Linked DNA regions of Homo sapiens: region 2 is linked to region 1. Evidence: chromatin loops called from intact Hi-C (ENCODE). Cell type or tissue: heart right ventricle. All regions are shown on one strand. Each heading gives the region's core, and the rest is flanking DNA. Links, peaks and the distances in the headings are about the cores only.

The links. A loop is a pair of places that touch in the nucleus more often than their neighbours do. Peaks named below come from ENCODE experiments on the same cell type or tissue, not always from the same donor. Only the 100,000 strongest peaks of a DNase experiment are listed, where the experiment ranks them.
Region 2: it touches region 1 in a loop (2.2-fold over the local background); 26 of 110 quality-filtered maps call a loop at or near these places.

The regions. Positions count from the first base shown.
Region 1 is chr10:24,513,910-24,523,770 of GRCh38, reverse strand. It overlaps KIAA1217, which reads right to left. Exons shown (of 21, transcript NM_019590.5): 11 at 3,518-3,648; 12 at 1,842-1,989. Among named protein-coding and RNA genes, the nearest start is that of ARHGAP21, 210 kb to the left of the region's middle. In heart right ventricle, for the core only: CTCF peaks have their summits at 4,364 and 4,565 (motif pointing right); a DNase peak (open chromatin) is centred at 4,640; H3K27ac peaks cover 513 bases.
Region 2 is chr10:24,390,714-24,400,574 of GRCh38, reverse strand. All of the region lies in intron 3 of KIAA1217, which reads right to left. Among named protein-coding and RNA genes, the nearest start is that of MIR603, 120 kb to the right of the region's middle. In heart right ventricle, for the core only: a CTCF peak has its summit at 3,989; no DNase peak of the experiment used is centred there.

The sequences.
Region 1 (9,861 bases), core at 743-8,742:
AAGACAGAGTGTCTGGTGTCAGATCTGTGTTTGAATAGCAGTTAGTTCATGCTTTATATAACGTTGAGAACTTCGCCTCTTTAAGCCTCAGGTGCTTTTGCATAAAATGGAGTGATGAAGATGGGGATGACGATGGTGATGATAATGACTTCCTCAGGACCTGTCGTTAGGACTAACATTAACATTGTAAAGTTATGTGTGAGGCAATGTCAAACATGGTACTTGACCTCTAATTTTTAGTTAGTCCCTCATCCCCTTTTTATTATGTTACTTTTTTTTATTTGAAAAAAGACATTGCATTCTATAACTCTTCTGCTACTCAGTGCTCTTTCTTTTGCTGTTTCTTTTTTTACCCCAATCCCTTAGATTCTTAGAGATCCCCAAGGATTTGTTCTCTCCTTTCCCTATCATTCTGCCTCAACCATCTCTTCCATTTTCTTTTCTTTTAAGAAACAGGGCCTCGCTCTGTTGCCCAGGCTGGAGTGCAGTGGCTCAATCCTAGCCCACTGCAGCCTCAAACTCTTACGTTCAAGAGATCTTCCTGCCTCAGCCTCCTAAGTAGCTGGGACTACAGGTGTATACCACCCTTCCTGGCTAATTTTTAAAATAATTTTTTGTAGAGATGGGGTCTTGCTCTGTCACCCAGGCTGGAGTGCAGTGGTGTGATCATAGCTCACTGCAGCCTTGAACTCCTGGCCTAAGTGATCCTCCCATCTCAGCCTCCTGAGTAGCTGGGATTACGAGCACGTGCCACTGCACCCAGTGATCTTTCCCATTTTCAATAATCATCTCCATGAAGCTGACTTCATGCTCTGTCTCCCAGGCTGGAGTGCAGTGGCACAACCTCGGCTCACTGTAGCCTCCACCTCCTGGGTTCAAGTAATTCTCCTCCCTCAGCCTCCCAAGTAGCTGGGATTACAGGCACGCCACCGCCTGTAATACCTATGGGAATTCACTATGTTGGCCAGGCTAGTCTCCAACTCCTGACCTCAAGTGATCCACCCACCTCAGCTCCCAAAGTGCGGGGATGACAGGTGTGAGCCACTGTGCCTGGCCAGTGAAGGTACTTCTGGCAACACAAATTTTGCATGCATATGTGTTTTCAGTGAGTGTGGAGTCCTGGAATTTTCTTTGCAGTGAAATTCCTGAATGTCTTTTGGTCTTTACTCCACTGTGACCTCTTCGGTGAGCAGGTTTACCTTTGGTAAGGAAGCCTGGCCCAGGCCACTCAAAATGCTTTGTTCCTCTTTTCTAGGTGGGACCAACAGTCTCACAGATACTCCTTCAGGAGGTCATTTAAGAAAGACTTTGTTTACTTCTATTACATTTCTTTGAACTGAATTCATCTATGCCCCTGAAGTGAAGGAGGCTAATAAACTATTTCAATCAATTTTTCAACTTCAAAATGTTATTTTAAAAAACCCACCTTCCGATGATTTTTTTAAAAGAAATGGAGTCTTTCTCTGTTGCCCAGGCTGGAGTGCAGTGGCTCAGTCATAGCTCACTGCAGCCTCATACTCCTGGGCTCAAGGGATCCTTCTGCCTGTACCTCCTGAGTGGCCACCACACCTGGCCTTTCAGATGATTTTAAAACAATGTTTACTGTGTCTATTAATTTTAAACCCTAGGATGGGCTCCACCTAGCAATCCTGTGTTGAAGAATTAGAACCTCAAGCCATATTGCAATAAAAGTTCAAGGGTGAGAAGGACTTGGGGCTTTTCCTCAGGACACTGGATGTGTCCTGGGAGCATGGTGGAAGGCTGAAGTCCCAAACGTCCACTCTCGGTTTCCCAGTGCACCCCTCCGCAGGCCACCCCCAGCACGATGAGGGCCCGGTCACCTCCGCAGCATGGTCAGGACGTCTGTCATGCTGCGCACACGCTTCAGGAGACTGTCCAGCTTGTGTGGCTCCTCCTTCAGAAACCGCACGGCCTCCACTTCTATGCGCAGGATGGCTCGCATCTTGTTTTGTAAGGTTGGAAATTCTCCTGCAGGCCCAAACCAGCAGGTGAATTGGAGGAGAAAAAGCCAGAACGACAACCCTCATCCCGCACTCCGATACTGGACAGAGAAGTGCAGAGTTCACAAGCCACAGGGTGGCTCACACATCTTCAGGTGGCAGTGGGTTAAGAGCACAGAGGAGCATTGGAGAAACTCACCTTGGGCAAGGGTAAAGCTCCTCTAGGCCTGTTTCCTGTCTGTGTATTTGGGATAAAGCCAATTGACCATTAGGGTTATTATTATTACTTTTTAATTTGACTGGCTGACAGGGTCTCACTCTGTCATCCAGGCTGGAGTGCAGTGGCATGATCAGAGCTCACTGGAGCCTCAAACACCTGGGCTCAAGCGATCCTCCTGCCTCAGCTTCCTGGATAGCTGGGACTATTTAGGTGCTGCACACCACCATGCCCAGCTAATTCAACTTTTTTTTTCTTTTTTTGAGATGGAGTCTCCCTCTGTCACCCAGGCTGGAGTGCAGTGGCATGATCTTGGCTTACTGTAACCTCCGCCTCCTGGGTTCAAGTAATTCTCCTGCCTCAGCTGAGTAGCTGGGACTACAGGTTTGTGCCACCATGCCCAGCTAATTTTTGTATTTTTAGTACAGACAGGGTTTTACTCTGTTGGCTAGGCTGGTTTCGAACTCCTGACCTCAAGTGATCTGCCCGCCTCAGCCTCCCAAAGTGGCATGAGCCACTACGCCTGGCCAGAAAAAAAAAAAAAAAAAAACTTTTTTTTTTTTTTTAGAGATGGGGTTTTGTTATGTTTCCTAGGCTGGTCTTGAACTCCTGGCCTCAGGCGATTTTCCTGCCTTGGCCTCCCAAAGTGCTAGGATTGCAGGCGTGAGCCACCGTGCCTGGTTACAGGTTTTTAATTTAATTTAATTTTTTATTTTTTGTTTTTTATTTTTATTTTTTGGAGACAGGGTCTCACTCTGCCACCCAGGCTGCCAGGCTGGAGTGCAGTGGTGCAATGGTGGCTCACCATAGCCTTGACCTCACAGGCTCAAGAGATCCTACCACCTCAGCCTCCTAAGTAGCTGGTACCACAGGCATGCACCACCACACCTGGCTAATTTTTTTTTGTGTGTGTGTGTATATATATATATATATATATATATTTTTTTTTTTTTTTTTTTTTTTTTGGTAGAGATGTGAGTCTCTCTATATTGCCCAGGCTGGTCTTGAACTCCTGGGATCAAGTGATCCTCCCACCTTGTGTTTTTAACGGGTTTGGCACATGCATCCCGGTGCACTGTAAGAGCCTAGCAAATAGAAAGTGTTACTGGAATCATTTAGTGTGAAATCTTACAGCACCCACTCTAATACCAGCTCCAAGAAGAGGGGGATGTGCACCTACTTTGTGCTGTGGGGTATCCCAAGTGTCCAGAACAATGCCTGGCACATGTAGACGTTTAATAAATACTTGCATACATGAATGAATCCTCTATGTGGCAGATTTTTAAACACCGCAGGAAAGACAGCTCAGACTCCTCCCCCGACCCAGCAGAAAGTTTACCTTTCAGGGTAGCTACAGCCTCTCCCACTTGACGCAGGAGGAAAGCCCCGTCTTCCACGTCTTTCAGAGTAACCAATCGGCTGGCTGCCGTGGAGTCCTTCTTCAAGTCTTCAACAAAGTCTTCCAACTCGCTGCGGGAGCAAGGACACCAGCACATAGAGCTGAACACGAGGCCTCACAGAGGAAGAGGAGGGGCCGAGTGCCCGTCTCAGCCTCTGATTTTGTGTAGAGCCCCAGCTCCTCCCCCCTGCCTTTCGTGTGGTGGTGGTGGAGGGGGGTCGCTCATCTTTTAACAGTGGCTGGGAACATTTTGCAGTGGTGTGAGGCAGGTACAAGGAGGGTTTTCCAGGGAATGTTCTACATTGGCCAAAGGGACGATTGTGCCTGGCTAACAGAGGACCGAGTCTTTTTATTCAGTGGTGCTGATGCCAACAGAGGGACAGAAGGAGGGATAGGTGGGAGGGTGGGGTAGGAGAGAGAGGGAGAAAGAGAGAAAGAGAGAGAGAGGGAGACCGACCTGCGGTGCAGTAAAACAAGAAGCCCACAGTGGTTAATATCAGGCTTTTCAACTTCAGCATTTGACATTTTGGGCTGTGTAATTCTTCGCTGTGGTGTGGGGAAACTGCACGGTACGATGTTTAGCAGCGCCCCTGGCCTTCATCTACTGGATGCCAGTAGAAACCTTGCCTACCCCAGCTTGTGACAAACCAGAATGTCTCCAGACCCAGACATTGTCCAATGTCCCTGGGGAAGGGGGAGCAAAATTGCCCCTAAATGAGAACCTCTGGTTTATACTGATTGTCTCATCAACAAGGATGAACTCTTCTCCAAGCTACCAAGAGAAGAAATGATTGCAGAAAATAAAAATGACGACAGACGTGGTGTCTGTGGATAGAGGGGAATGCTAGCTCCAAGAGACGGAGATCGGAGACGAGGTCTCACCCTTGAGAAAACAACCACCTCCTTGGCCACATTACTAACCCCATCCTAAACACCTATAAATCTACGGAGAAAAATCTCAAAGGAAACAGGGATAAAGAACTTTCAGAAATGCGGACCACTAGGGGGCAGTAAGTGAACAGCGATTCCACCTCCTGGAGCCCGGATTGTGGAGCCAGCGTCCGAAAGAGAAAAAGGAATGCACAGTGTCGTCTGCAAACTGATGGCCCTCGAAGGCCCTTTCCACTTAGGTGGGCAAGTGGATGGAGCTCTGGATCGCATGGCAGCTGCGGGAGGGGTTCAGGCAGGATGCCACATGTGTTCAACAGGATCCAAGGGAAAATAACAAATTCCTCCCCTGCAAGAAGTGGGATGGAGTTTTTGGTGATGTCTTTGATTCTGTTATGAAAAATAAACCAAAATTGCTTGTGGCCATTTCAGATGAAATGATGCTACTTCAGGACCAGAGGGAGAAAGCCTCATCTGCTCATTGTCCACGTCTGTGAACTATGGAAAGGGGCCCAGTGTTCTGTGAACACACCCACGGGAAACTTCCTACAGCTATTGGATTCTTGACACGAAGAGATTGTGCCACCTCACTGAAGGGCTCTAAATAAATATGGTAACTTCGTGTGGAAAAGTTCTTTTCTATTGCACAACCAAACAGAATGACTTCCCTGTATTGACTGGACACAGGGTCCAGTCCTGCAAAGCTTTGCTGGAAGAGCTAAGGACCAAATATTTTCCTGGTTCCGTGAACAACCAACATGTCTGTCAGTGCGTAATTAATACTTCAAGGAGCTGTCATCTGACTCAAAGTCAGTCTGCCTAGAATTCTGTTTTGATCTCTTCTATACAATATGCCTCTTGGATTTCACAACCTTGCATACGGAGACGCTTAAACTTCACAGCTTTATGGAATATACAGAAATGTATATTGATACAATTGTACACAACAATATCACTTCTATGCAAACGTTTATGATACCTACTTTAGATAAAACATTAAAAATCAAATTTGTTCATTCAAAAATGTAACAGAGACATGGGGCTAAAATGAATGCTGGAAATAAATTTTTGACATGGTAATCAATATGACTTTTAAAATATCAGCTTTGCTCCACAGAATGTCAGATATTCATAGACGTCACAGTTTACAGCATTCTATTTGTTTAAGTGGCTTTTCATCCTAGCTTTGTTAAAAAGAAGCATGCAGTTTGTTGGAATGTATTTCACTTGACTGTTATTAGAAGACCAATTATTATTTTCATGTAGAAATTATCTAGACCCAATTTCTTTTCATAGTTTTATTTTTTTATTTTTAGACAGTCTCTCTCTGTCACCCAGGCTGGAGTGCAGTGGCCTGATCTTAGCTTACTGCAACCTCCGTCTCCCGGGTTCAAGTGATTCTCTTGCCTCAGCCTGCTGAGTAGCTGGGATTACAGGTGCCCGCCACCATGCCCAGCTAATTTTTGTATTTTCAGTAGAGATAGGGATTCGCCATGTTGGCCAGACTGGTCTCTAACTCCTGACCTCAAGTGATCTACCCACCTTGGCCTCCCAAAGTGCTGGGATTATAGGTGTGAATCACTGTGCCCAGCCCATCTCTTCACAGTTTTAGGCCCAAGTTTCTTCTCTCTGCCTTCTGAATGGCTCACCAGTAATTCAACCTAACATGCTCCACAAGGAGACTTATATTCTAGTACTTGGAAGAAGAAGAAGGAGAAGAACAAAAAGGAGAACGAGGAGGGAGAGGGGAAGGAAAGAGGGATATCACTGTTCTGATATTCCAGAGTTGAAATTTCTGGCTTTTAAAAAATAAGCTCTTTTTAAAAATCGACGCATAATAGATGTGAGTTTTGGGGTACATGTGATAATTTAGTACATATAATTTGTACAGATCAAATCAGTGTACTTGGGATATCCGTCACCTTAAATATTTGTCTTTTCTTCATGCTAGAAACATTCTAGTTCTTCTCTTCTAGCTATTTCCAGCTGTCTTTTATAACCTGCTGTCTTGCCATTCAGATCTAGCCATCCAATCAGTTAACCTACTTTATACCTTATGGAAGGAAAATTTACACTACCATTATTAAAAGGATATATATGTATATAGATATTTTTAGTTTTTTTTTTTTTTTTAACAGGGTTTTGCTCTGTTACCCAGGCTGGGGTGCAGTGGTGTGATCGTGCAGCCTTGACCCGCCAGGCTCAAGCCATGCTCCTACCTCAGCTTCCTGAGTAGCTGGGACCACAGGTGTGTGCCACCATGATCGGCTAGGGTTTATTTTTAATTTTAATTTTTATTTTGTAGACATTGGGTGTCCCTGTGTTCCTGCGTTGCCCAGGCTGGTCTTGAATTCCTGGGCTCAAGCGATCTTCCCACCTCAGCCTCCCAAAGTGCTGGGGTTACAGGCATGAGCCACTGCACCCAGCCAAAAGGATATATATTTCAAAAGGTGTTTTAAAGAAGAATTTTGAGAGCTAGTCTTAGACGGTGAATACCATAGGACGTTTTGCATTTGACTTCTTTCTTACTTCTACTATGTGGTTCAGGCCTCACTGCCTTTTGCCTGACGGATACAGTAGCTTCCCATATGGTCTCCTAGTCACTGATCTATTTTCCTCTTAATCAGTCCGGCACATGATCACCAGAGGGACCTCTCTCCAATACAGCTCTAGCTTTGCTACTTCCTTGATCAAAAACAAAAACCAAACAAACCCAAACACTCAGTGTCTTCCTCATCATTCTAGGCAGTAACTCTCAAATGTGAAAGTGCTTCAGAATCACCGGCTTTGTTTGTAAACTGCAGATTCCTAAGCCCCATCCACAGAAATTGTGAATCTGGGGTTGAACCCCGGAACTTTCAAGAAAAGCCAGAAATCCAGGTTTCTCTTACAGAATCTTCCAATCTCTGTAGGCACAGCCCAGACAGGCATCAAGCAGGTATGTGAGGCCTGAGTATGGTCTAAGATACAGGAAGTCAGTGTGCAAATGGGAATGACACTCCCCAAATATGGGATGTTATTAGTATCTTGCACCCAACTCTGCTGCCTAACTGGACTGCTCCCCAGTTCTCTAAAGACATCTTGCATTTTCCAGGCCAGAAACTTGTTGGTTTGCAGGGTTCTACTGCCTGGAAGTCCTTCCATCTCTAGCCTCTGCTGATGCAATCTCCCCATCTTCAAGGCCACCTCAGTTGAGTTTAACAAACCATTTCTTTCTTTCTTCTTTCTTGTTTTAGAGATTGAGTCTTGCTCTGATATCCATGCTGGAATGCAGAGGTGCAGTCATAGCTCACTGCAGCTTTGAACTCCTGGGCTCAAACGATCCTCCTGCTTCAGCCTCCTGAGTAGCTGAGACTACAGAGGCATGCCACCACAGCTGGCTAATTTTTTATTTTTAGTAGAGACAGGGTCCTGCTATATTGCCCAGCCTGTTCTTGAATTCCTGGTCCCAAGTGATTCTCCCACCTCAGCCTCCCAAACTGCTGGGACTATAGGCATGAACCATTGTGCCCAGCCTAACAAACCATTTCTGAAACTACTATGTGCAAGATACTGTTTGTGGCCTGTGGGTCATACAAAGAATGACTTCATTCAGGTTAAGTCTTCCTGATCCCTGGGTTAGTCTCTCTTTTGTGTGGGTACAACTGGTACCTGTAAATCCCCTGTTCGGGGCTATACTCCTATTTATCAGGTTGCCTTTGCTAGACTGAAGATCCTCAAGGGCTCTTTGCCTCTTTTACTCATCTGTGGCCTTCCCACAAATCCAACCAGATAAAGCCCTCTTATGATATGTTCGTTCCACTACCTTTTCTGTCTCATTCCTATGCTAGGCTGTAATCTCAGAGTATTATTGAGATTAAAGATGGCTTTTCTAGGCCAGAAGTGAGAATTATCTCAGCTAACCAATAAACACAATTTTTAAAAAGAAGAAATTTACTGGCCGGGCGTGGTGGCTCATGCCTGTAATCCCAACACTTTGGGAGGCTGAGGCAGGTGGATCACCTGAGGTCAGGAGTTTGAGACCAGCCTGACCAATATGGTGAAACGCCGTCTTTACTAAAAATACAAAAATTAGCTGGGCATCATGGTGTGCACCTGTAATCCCAGCTACTCGGGAGGCTGACATAGGAGAATAGGCTTGAACCCAGGAGTTGGAGGTTGCAGTGAGCCGAGATCATGCCACTGCACTCCAGCCTGGGCAACAGAGCAAGACTCCAACTCAAAAAAATTTTTTTTCATAATTTTATTGGAAAATTTATATAAATGTTTTTAAAAGGATATATATTTTTATTTTTATTTTTACTATTATTTTTTGAGACGGAGTTGTGCTCTGTTGCCCAGGCTGGAGTGCAGTGGTGCAATCTCGGCTCACCACAACCTTCCCCTCCCGGGTTCAAGCAATTCTCTTGCCTCAGCCTCCTGAGTAGCTGGGACTACAGGCACACACCACAATGGCCAGCTATTTTTTTTGTATTTTTAGTAGAGACGGGGTTTTGCCATGTTGGCCAGGCTGGTCTCGAACTCCTGACCTCAGGTGATCTGGCTGCCTCGGCCTCCCAAAGTGCTGGGATTACAGGTATGAGCCTCCGTGCCCAGCCAGGATATGCATTTTAAAAGAAGTTTTAAAGAAGAAACTGGAGACCTAGTTTTAGATAATTGGGCTGTCACAAAGACATTTCAGACAAATAACAGCCTTACCAACTCATGGTGGGTGATTAACTCTGTCTATAAATGTGTGAACTAAGTAGAATTTTGGAAGCTATTTTGAGATATGGATGAACAGCAGCCTAATTTAATTTATTAGGAAAAGAATAACTCAAATTGATGTTTTTTTCCCTCTAGACTGCTGAGAGGGACACTCTAATTTTAATCAAACACATTAGGTTGGCATCCAGGGCGACACGAGCCACAGCTCCAATAGGAGATAGGTGACTGAGCACAATGCTTTCCATCATGGAAATCTTTTCTCATTATGGCCATGAGAAGAGTTTGCAAACTGCTCCCTTACAATCCCCATTTGAAAGATTTAAGTTTTCCAAGAAACAAGAGAATTATCAACACTGGAGAAACCCCTCAAAATTACTATTCATTATACTAAAAGGTGAGATAGTTCTATGATAAATCTTCATTGCATACCAAAACATACAATTACCATAAAAGATGTGCCTGCCTGGTGACGGGGGAGTAATAAAATTCTGCTCATTTCAATAGTAGGACTTGATAGATGCTTTCAATAAGAACCTTAAATAACATTCATAACAGCTAAGGAAGCATTTTTCATTCTGGATCAGATACATTTTACATTTAAATTCTTCTTTTGCAATTTTAACTACAGTTGAATAATAGGAAGATAATTTTAGAGCTGTGTTATTTTGGCCATTAGTTTTAATTTATTG
Region 2 (9,861 bases), core at 647-8,646, 120 kb after region 1:
CCCCTTTGGAGGTAAGCATGGATCTGTGGCTTCTTTTAACCAAAGCATCACTTCTTGCAGAAGCTTTAAGAGCCAAGATTTGTTATGCTCCCTTTATCCTGCTTCTGTGACATGTTGAGATGGGGCTTCCATCAGCATGGGGACCCTGGGTGGCTATGACAGGCAGGACCTCTTGCCAAGCTGCACTGGGCAAGCAACTTAAGCAAGAAATAAACAGTGGTTGTGATAAGTGCTGTTGAGATTTGGGAATTGTTACTGCAGCATTAACTAGCCTATCCTGACTGATATACTGTGGGAAGTCCCCAAAATGCAGGTCAGGTAGTATAAGTCCAGGCTTCATCCCTGTGCACGGTTCCTGTCTAGGGCTTTTGTTTCTCCCAGATAATTTTTTTTTCTGCCCCAATTCTCAGGTCAGAGGCAAACCTCTTTGCTGCTTTCCTGGGATGTGATTAGAGTTCTATCTACCCATTTTTAAAAAATAAATGATCAGTTATTTGAACCTCTAGGCTATTTACGCAGGGGCGATTAGTCCATCTATCTGTTCATTTTCCTGTTGCTATGTTAAGTAGCAAAGTCCTAGTTCAAAGACATGGTACCCATCTCTGAAATATCCATGTCCATGGTGATTTCCACTTTGATATTCTTCTTCACTTTTGGAATCTGGAGATTTCCTTTCATCGCTTTCAAACTTGCCATGTATTATTATTATTTTTTTGTTATTATTATATTTCATCCTGGGTCGCTACGTGTTTGTGGTGACAAGGGGTACAGTTAGCATCTAAGATCCCTCATGCTGCTATATTGCTAGAAATCTTCTGATACTCATTCTTTCCTATTAGCATAATTTCTGTATTTTTTGGACTCTTTCTGAAGCATTATCCACATTCAACCTCACATTAACTCTCTCCATGCTGGAATACCTCAGTCACATTCTTAGATCTGATGGACCCAGGAACTGAAAGACAGAATTGAAAAGAACAGTGCAACACAGAGTGGCCATTAGAATTTAGAGATGGGATCTAAGATAACCTAAAATATAACTCAGTGACATGTTACCAATGAGAATAAAGACTATCAGAATTCAGCTGACCAATCTAAAATGTTAATTATTATAAAATAACTCATGAACTTAGCAAATGAAACACGATGTGAAAGGACAATGATAGAGCATTTTTTTGAATTGGGAAAGAGATGAGGTTTGAGTTAACATCATCGGTAAAAAGAATAAGTTAAAAGTGAGTACGTCACAAATGAGAAATGTCTTAATTTTAACCATTATGATGTAAATATTTCTAAATGAAATTTGTAATGTCCTACCTTAGAATGCAATAGACATTAAGAAAAAAACCTCAGTTCATCGCTATGACCATCAGCTAATTTACAGAGTACTTACTATATATCAGGCAGTGTATTAAGAACATGACCTATATGATCTCACTGGCTATGTACAACTACAGTTGACCTGTGAACAATACAGTTTGAGCTGTGTGGGTCCACTTCTATTATTATGGTAGGCAGCTAGTCAGGCATGAGCGGGGCAGGAGAGGGCTCCCTCCAACCCTACCAGGAAAGTCAGGCAACCATCAGGTGATGGTCAGGTAGTTGTTAATGGTCTCTCTAAAATAATAATTGGTCGCAGCCAGTACCAGGGAAAGGCAGTTTCCCTATAAATAAAAACACTTGAAATTGGTAACTGGCAGCTCAGAAATTGGGCCACTAGACTTTGGTTTGCACATTTAGAGACAAAATGGCAAAGCATGATCTTCTGGGGGCATGCCACTGGAAAAGGGAAGAATGCCTCAGGTGGGCATGTGTACAACTGCAGTAAACACACTGTGCACGCTCAACTCTTAAGTGTTAGCAGGTCACTGTGCATGCGGGCGGCCCATCCAGAGGAAAGAATCATGGGAAAAAGGACACAAGACCCCTGAAATATGTCGATATATAAAAATGCCACACTTGAGCTCCAAGGTGCCTGCTTGGGTCTCTTCCAAGTGTACTTTCCTTTCTTTCCTGTTCTAAAGCTTTCTAACAAACTTCCACTCCTGCCCTGAAACTTGCCTTGGTTTCTTTTTCTGCCTTAGGCCCCTCAGTCAAATTGTTTCTTCTGAGGAGGCAAGAATTGAGATTGCTGCAGACCTGTACATATTTGCCACCAATAAGTCGGATATTTGCCATTCTTAACAGTATGTGGATTTCCTTTTGCTTCTGCTACCCCTCAGACAGCAAGACCAACCCCTCCTCCTCTTCTTCAGCTTTATTCAATGTGAAGATGATGGGGATGAAGAGCTTAATGATGACCCACTTCCACTAAATAAATAGTAGTTTCTCTTAATGATTATCTTAATAAGATTTTCTTTTCTATAGCTTACTTTATGGTAAAAATACAGTATAGAATACATAGAACATACGAATATGTGTTAATTGACTACTTATGTTATTGGCAAGCCTTCTGCTCAATGGTAGGCTATTAGTAGTTAAGTTTTGGGGGAGTCAAAAGCTATATGTGAATTTCCAACTGCATGGGGAGTCAGCGCCCCTAATCCCTGTGTTGTTCAAGGGTCAACTGTACTCTGTGAGGTAGGTATTTACAGAAATGGCTCAGAGATTGATTAACTTGCCCAATGTCACAGACAAGGTAAGTAAAGGAACCCAGATGAGATGATCCTGATTACTCTACTGGCTGCTTCCGGGTACACTCAGTGCCCTCTTTATTGGGGGTGGGGTTGTGGGAACAGCTGTAGCTACAGGTGTGAATGGCACTGGATAGGATGGAATAACTGCTGTAGAGAGAAATACACCTCTGTGGCTCCAGCTTCATTGCTGGAATGTTCAAGTGATCACTACATGGTTATTAGTGGAATCTTATTATTATAGTCACTGCTCTCATAAGAGACCTTCCCCCTTTTCAAACTGTCAATTTCTAGTCATCCTTCAAAACCCAAATCAAATGCTACTTTTCATTAAAAACTCTCCCAGTTATCCAGATAAGATCTTTGTCGTTTTTACTTTTTCGTACATTGTAGTGGTTAAGTATGTAGGTTCTACAGACAAGGCTGCTTGGGTTCCAATCTTGGCTTTGCTGGTTGGTGTGTTAGATACCGCCTAGCATAGAATGAGTGCTTAGCAAATGTTAGCTACTATGGTGATGTTTGCATCATATCCTCGGTTAAGAGTTTCTTACATCAGCCAGGCACAGTGGTTCACGCCTGTAATCCCAGCACTTTGGGAGGCCAAGCCGGGTGGATCGCGAGGTCAGGAGTTCGAGACCAGCCTGGCCAACATAGTGAAATCCTGTCTCTATTAAAAATACAAAAATTAGCCGGGTGTGGTGCTGCATGCCTGTAGACAGGAGAATTGCTTGAACCCAGGAGGTATGAGGTTGCAGTGAGCCAAGATGGCACCATTGCACTCCAGCCTGGGTGACAGAGTGAGACTCCGTCTCAAAAAAAAAAAAAAAAAAAAAGAGTTTCTTACATCTATGCCTTCTCCATCAGAACACAAACTCCTGGATGGCAGAAACCAACCTTAATCTCATTTCAAAGCATCTACAGAACCCAGATTCTTTTCCCTGCTCACTCTGCTAACACTCCCATCTTCCTGGATTATTGCAAGACTCCTAACTGGTCTCCCAGCTCCTGTCCACACTGCCTTTAGTCTGTTCCAAACCCAGTAGCCAGAATAGTCTTTAAATCTGAAGTGGCGCCACTGATCCTACCTCTGCAATGAAGCAGACATTCTCTTTCCAATGTTGCCAGTGGAGCCAGAGTGTTTGTTTTGCAAAAGCCATCCAATATTTGGCCTGTTACCTTTCTGACATCATTCCGATCATAGTGGCCTTTTTGCTGTTCCTTGAATGCTCCAGGCATGCTCTTTCTCGGGCTTTTGCATTGACTGTTCCTCTGCCTGGAACTCTCTTCCCCCAGATATCTGCATGGCTTACATCTTCACATGCTCCAGGTCATGGCTCGAAGGCTGCCTTCTCAGTGAGGCTCCCCCTGTCCATCTTTCATAAAATTACAACTCTCCCATCTTCATGTCTTCAGCGCTCTCTGTATCCCTTCTCCTGCTTTATTTTTCTCCATAGCACTTATACCATCTATTATATATTTTATTTCTTTATCAGCTGCCTCCTCCAACAGAACAGAAGCTCCAGAAGCCAGAGGTTTGTGGCTGTTTTATTAAGATTGCCTGGTAGATACTTGGTGAGCATTTTTTTTCTTTTTTCTCTTTTTTTTGAGACAGAGTCTCACTCTGTCGCCCAGGCTGGAGTGCAATGGCGCAATCTCTGCTCTCTGCAACCTCCGCTTCCCGGGCTCAAGTGATTCTCCTGCCACAGCCTCCCGACTAGTTGGGATTACAGGTGCCTGCCACCACACCTGTCTAATTTTTGTATTTTTAGTAGAGAGAGGGTTTCACCATGTTGGCCAGGCTGGTCTCGAACTCCTGACCTCAGGTGATCCACCCACCTCAGTCTCCCAAAGTGCTGTGATTACAGGGGTGAGCCACCACGCCTGGCCGGTAAGCATTTCTTAAAAGAATCATTGCTGGCATTGGTATGTAGTTTTAATTGAGTTTTTACTCTTAAGAAGGCTCCTATAGGCTGGGCTTGGTGGTTCATGCCTGTAATTCCAGCAGTTTTGGAGGCTGAGGTAGATGACCACCTGAAGCTTGAGACCAGCCTGGGCTAATCGTGAGACCCCCGTCCCTACAAAATTAACAACAACAACAAAATAGCCAAGTGTAATTGATAGTACACACCTATAGTCCCAGCTACTTGAGAGGCTGAGGTGGGAGGCTTGCTTGAGCCCAGGAGATTGAGGCTGTAGAACTATGACTGCACCACCGAACTCCAGCCTGGGTGACAGAGCAGGACTCTGTCTCTTAAAAAAAGGCTCCTACATTATGTGGTTCCTTTTATGAACCAAATGGAAGCACAAGAACGTGCCTAGCCCTAGAATCAAGAAAGGCCAATTACTGAATCAAAGCATAGAGCATCTTGTTCCAAGGGAACTTTCTTTTCCAGGGACATTCTCAGGTGCACTGGCCTTAAGCACTGGTCCTTTGCCTCGTCCACACCATGAATGATATCAACATCTGGTTGCTAAACTGACCATGGTTGGAGCCAGAGTGTCCCTGGGGCAGGAGAAGGGCAGGACACTGGTGTGGGAAATCCTTGAATGAAGTAACTTGGGATGTATGTGCAGAGTGGCACAAAGGCATAAGAAAAGATTACCCTCCAAGACCGGAGCAACAGGGCGGAGGTCAGATGTTGAGTCTAAGGGTGTCCAGCAGGGGAAAGAGGTGGCAGATGAGGTGATTCAGAGATCAAGTAGGGATCAAAAATAAGAACAGCAAAGAATGGGGGAGAGGTCCTCCCTGCAAGGGCCTCTATGTTTTCCTGCCAATGTAAAATGACAACTTTCTATTCTCCACTGGGGACTGATTCACATGCCCTTATGTGGTGATGGTGGTCACTGAAATAACCATTTCATTCTTTCTGAGGGCATGTCTCACCCTCAATCAGTGGTCCCCTGACCTGCAGCATCCATGTCACCTGGGAAATTGTGAGAAATGCAAATTATGAGGTCCCACCCTAGACCTACTGAATCAGAAACTCAGGAGGTAGGGCTAGAAACCTGCGCTTTAACACGTCTCCTGCTAAAGTCTGAGAATCACTGTTCTGTTAAAGAAGCATCATGAAACTAGAATGCAGCAGGTAAGGAGACAGAGACCGGCAGCAGGGGTGCTATTAATATTTTACCCAGTGGAGGGCTCTCTGATGGGCAGAGGTCTAGATGTGGGTATGGGAAACTGGCGTTTGTGGGGTGAATCAAAGCAGAGAGCGGCAGGGATGTAGGTGCTGGGCGAGACTGCTGGAACAGCCAGGAGTCCGGGGTGGCTGGGTGTAATCAGAGCTTCATCCGGGAAGTCTTTGATTTATGGATATTTTAAAGTCAGTCCTTACATAGTTACCATGTGTCTTTAGTTATACTGAAAATTCCTTAAATACAAGAACCAGATTGTATATGTTTTTAAAATAACTCATCATGGCACCTTTAGCAGTGCCAGAAACCAAATCGATTCTTAATAAACACATGAATGGAGATTAAAAAAAAACAAAACAAAACCCGAGAGTGGGCAAAACTTGGGGCAGAAAGAGAGGGGAAAACAAGTAATTTATTTTTATCATGTTTAGCTTTATATTATAGGGAGATGTTTAGCCAGGGATGTCTGAAAGCCAATTAACACCTTAGCAAATTCTGCAAATGAAAAGTTGGTGGGAATATCATTTTTAATGACATTAACCAACTTTTGAGTAGCCAAACTCAGCAGGCTGAAAATAGGAGCTTCGCTTGATAGGATGCAGTTAACTCAGTTAGATGTCAAACAACTTCCACGGGCTGAATTTGAGGATGGGGCTTGAGAATCGCCGAAAAGAAAAGTAGCCGTGCAAATGGAGTCTATATGCAAAAAGGTTTTAAACTTTCCCCTTGGAATGCTAAGAAACCAAGCTGATGTGCTGAAATGAAAACAAATTAAAGTGAATGGAAAGCTTGACAAACACAATTTTAATGTCTTGAAGAAAGACACACAATATGTTTGTGACAACTGTCATAAGCCTGACATTCCCCTCAAAGGAGACAGGACGAAAGAAGAAGACAGGAGTCCCCGTACTCATTTGTTCAGGCTGCCACAATTAAGTACGTGGGGCTGTGCTAAGGGGCTTAAACAACAGAGTTATTTTGATCAAGGTGTCAGCTGTGTGGGTTCCTTCTGAAGCCTCTCTCCCTGGCTTGTAGATAGCTGTCTTTTTCTTATGTCTTCACATGGTCTTCTCTCTGTACACGTCTATATCCAAATCTGTTCTTCTTGTAAGGACACCAGTCATATCGGATTAAGACCTACACTTATGACCTCATTTTAACATAATCACCTCTCCGAAGTTCCTACCTCCAAATACAGCCACATGCTGAAGTATTAGGAGTTAGGACTTCAACATATGAATTTGGGAGAGGGTAGGCACAATTCCTCCCTTAACAGCCCCCAAGAGAGTGACTCAGAATCACAAGAAACCGAAGAGCGTCATGGTGGTGCCTGGGGGCTCTCGCCTGCTGTCCTGCATGAAAGCAGCTTTCCTGGATGGAAAGTCTGGCTCCTCCCTGCTCCAGACAGAACCTCATCTCCAGACAGGGGCCTGCTTAGTTTCAAATCCATACCACAGAGCTAACTTGTGAAATCTGGATGCCAGTAGACCAGGACCTTTCACTAACTCCTCTGCCTAAGAAGACATAATCTACCCTCCAGCAATGCAGAACGTGTACCTTCCCATGTTCCTCGACTGAGCCAGAAATATGAGAAACTGCCCTAAATCTCAGTTTCTGGACATCAGCGGGCAGCCTTCTGGAGGCCACTGCTAGGATGAGAACACCAAGGATGAAGTTCTACTTGGGTGTATGCCATAAAACTGGCTTGCGTCTTAATTTTATTTCTAACATTTTTTAGACTGTTCTTTAAAAGCCGGTGCTAAAAATGTGGGGAACTTGTATCGAGTTAAATAAACCTAAAGGATCATATCTGAAAATTAGCTTTCAAAAAAAATTGACTCAGCCAGAAACTTTTAATTAAAAAAAAATAATGTGTGTAATATATTTTGCATTTATGAAAACAGTAAGGCATGGTGAACAGATTTTAGATAGAGTTTTCATGGCAAAGGGAAACAAAAGAGGCTGATAAACAAAATCTTTTTCCTCATACACAGTTCAGGTAACATTTCCTAATGTCTCATCTCTTGTTCCAACCAAACCATTGCAGAACATCTAAAAGTACAGCATCTGAATCCATAAATTTCCAATGTCATTCCCGGGGAAAGTGTAGAGTAGTAGCTGGTATTATTGGAACATATTAAAAATTTTGGAATTTTGTCACTGTGGGAGAAATGACTTTTCTAACTCTCTTTTGCCATTCAAGTCTTCAACAATGATCTGCCTCTCAAATATTCCTCTTCAGCTGAAGTTACCCAACCTGCTAAGACAACTAATAGCCAAGGACCAACCATCTGAGGGCTAAAGCAATTATCAAGACTACATCAACTTTTTCCATGTATTAAATTAGATCCCTGGAAATCTATAGATTCTAAGTTATGGCCTTCTCACTGCATGACTTAATACTGTGTTGTTGGATTTTGAAGTTTTATGGTAAAGATATAGCCACATGGAAAACATTTCATAAAACAACTGTGATATATAACTGCTTAGTAGATAATCAGATGTCAAAAACATTAAGATATAAGAGTTGTTGGAAGATAATGCCTTAAAACTTTTTTTTTTTCTAATGAGCTGGTATAAACCTCATCTTAAACAATGCAATCCATGTAATAATGCCTTACATTTCTTCTTTTGTCTTATATTCTAATATTAACTGCAATTACAGCCATCATCTTTATCTTAATTTTTCTGGAACACATATTTTACCCAACAGCTACTTGTATTAATTCTTATTTTAATGGTTCTTTGATATTTTTATTGGTTTTGATGAAGCCAGATCAAATCTAATTTGGATTTAGAAAGGTATAAATCATAGATAAAACTTGCCTACTTTCTTCTGTGTTGTCTTTGAAACTTGATGGAGGGTTCATTTTTGAATTAGAGTATTTTTCGCATCAGGAAAACAAAATCAGCTAGGTGTCTGGGTTAGGATGGGGTATCAATGGGTATAGCAGAGAGAGAATGGAATAGTTCACTCTAACTTAACGCCAAGACTGATTTTCTGAAATGGCTTTGGAAATATGTTACCTTTCCAGTTACTTAACCCTATAGCTCCATCTTCAGCACTGAAAAGTCTTAGGTTAACTTTATAAAAAGGTGACTTATACTCCAGGTTTAACAACAGCCTGGCTGCAAAGGAAGAAAGAGAAACAGGAGAACCTAGGCCAAGTGTGGTGGCTCACACCTGTAATCCCATCACTTTGGGAGGCTGAGGTGGGTGGATCACCTGAGGTCAGGAGTTCGAGACCAGCTTGGCCAACATAGTGAAACCTTGTCTTTATTAAAAATACAAAAATTAACCAGGTGTGTTGGCCGTTGCCTGTAATCCCAGCTACTTAGGAGGCTGAAGCACAAGAATTGCTGAACCCCAGAGGTGGAGGTTGCAGTGAGTTGAGATCACACCACTGCACTCCAGCCTGGGTGACAAGAGCAAAACTCCGTCTCACAAAAAAAAAAAAAAAAAAAAAAAAAAAGAAAGAAAGAAAGAAACAGGAGAACCTAAATCTTCTCTAAGACCTCTCTCACTGCTAAGACTGTTTCCTCCTCATAGTCCCTGATCACTGAAAGTCCCTCTAAAATAATGGTGCCTGAGGGTTGACACCTTTGTCATTCATCACATCTTCTCCTCACTTCAGGCCATGCTTTTTTACCTATGTCCCATCTGCAAAGTAATCCTAGAAGATATATTTTTTTTGGTAAAAGGCATAGAATCTCTCAGGTCCATATTAACTAAACAATTGCTTCAAAGTTTGAGAAATCTCTTCTAGAGTTTCAACCCAGGAATTTTAATCACAAGAGATTCCTAAGGATATCTGACCAACTTTGTTTTTTAAAGTAAGCACAAATGCATCATGAATCCACATGATCTTTTACAAGAACATTCTTTCTTATGGGTGAATTGGGAGCCAAGTGAGGAAACCTGGACAACGCTGCCTTTTTTCAGCAAGCCTCATATATGAAAATCCTAGTTGATAAAGGACAAACTGGGGGGATGCTTGTATCACAAAACATGCTTCACTATACTGAAGAAATTTTTGACATATTCCTTACAATGGTTAATTCTTAGCCTGAAATGTTTTACTTAAAGATTGAC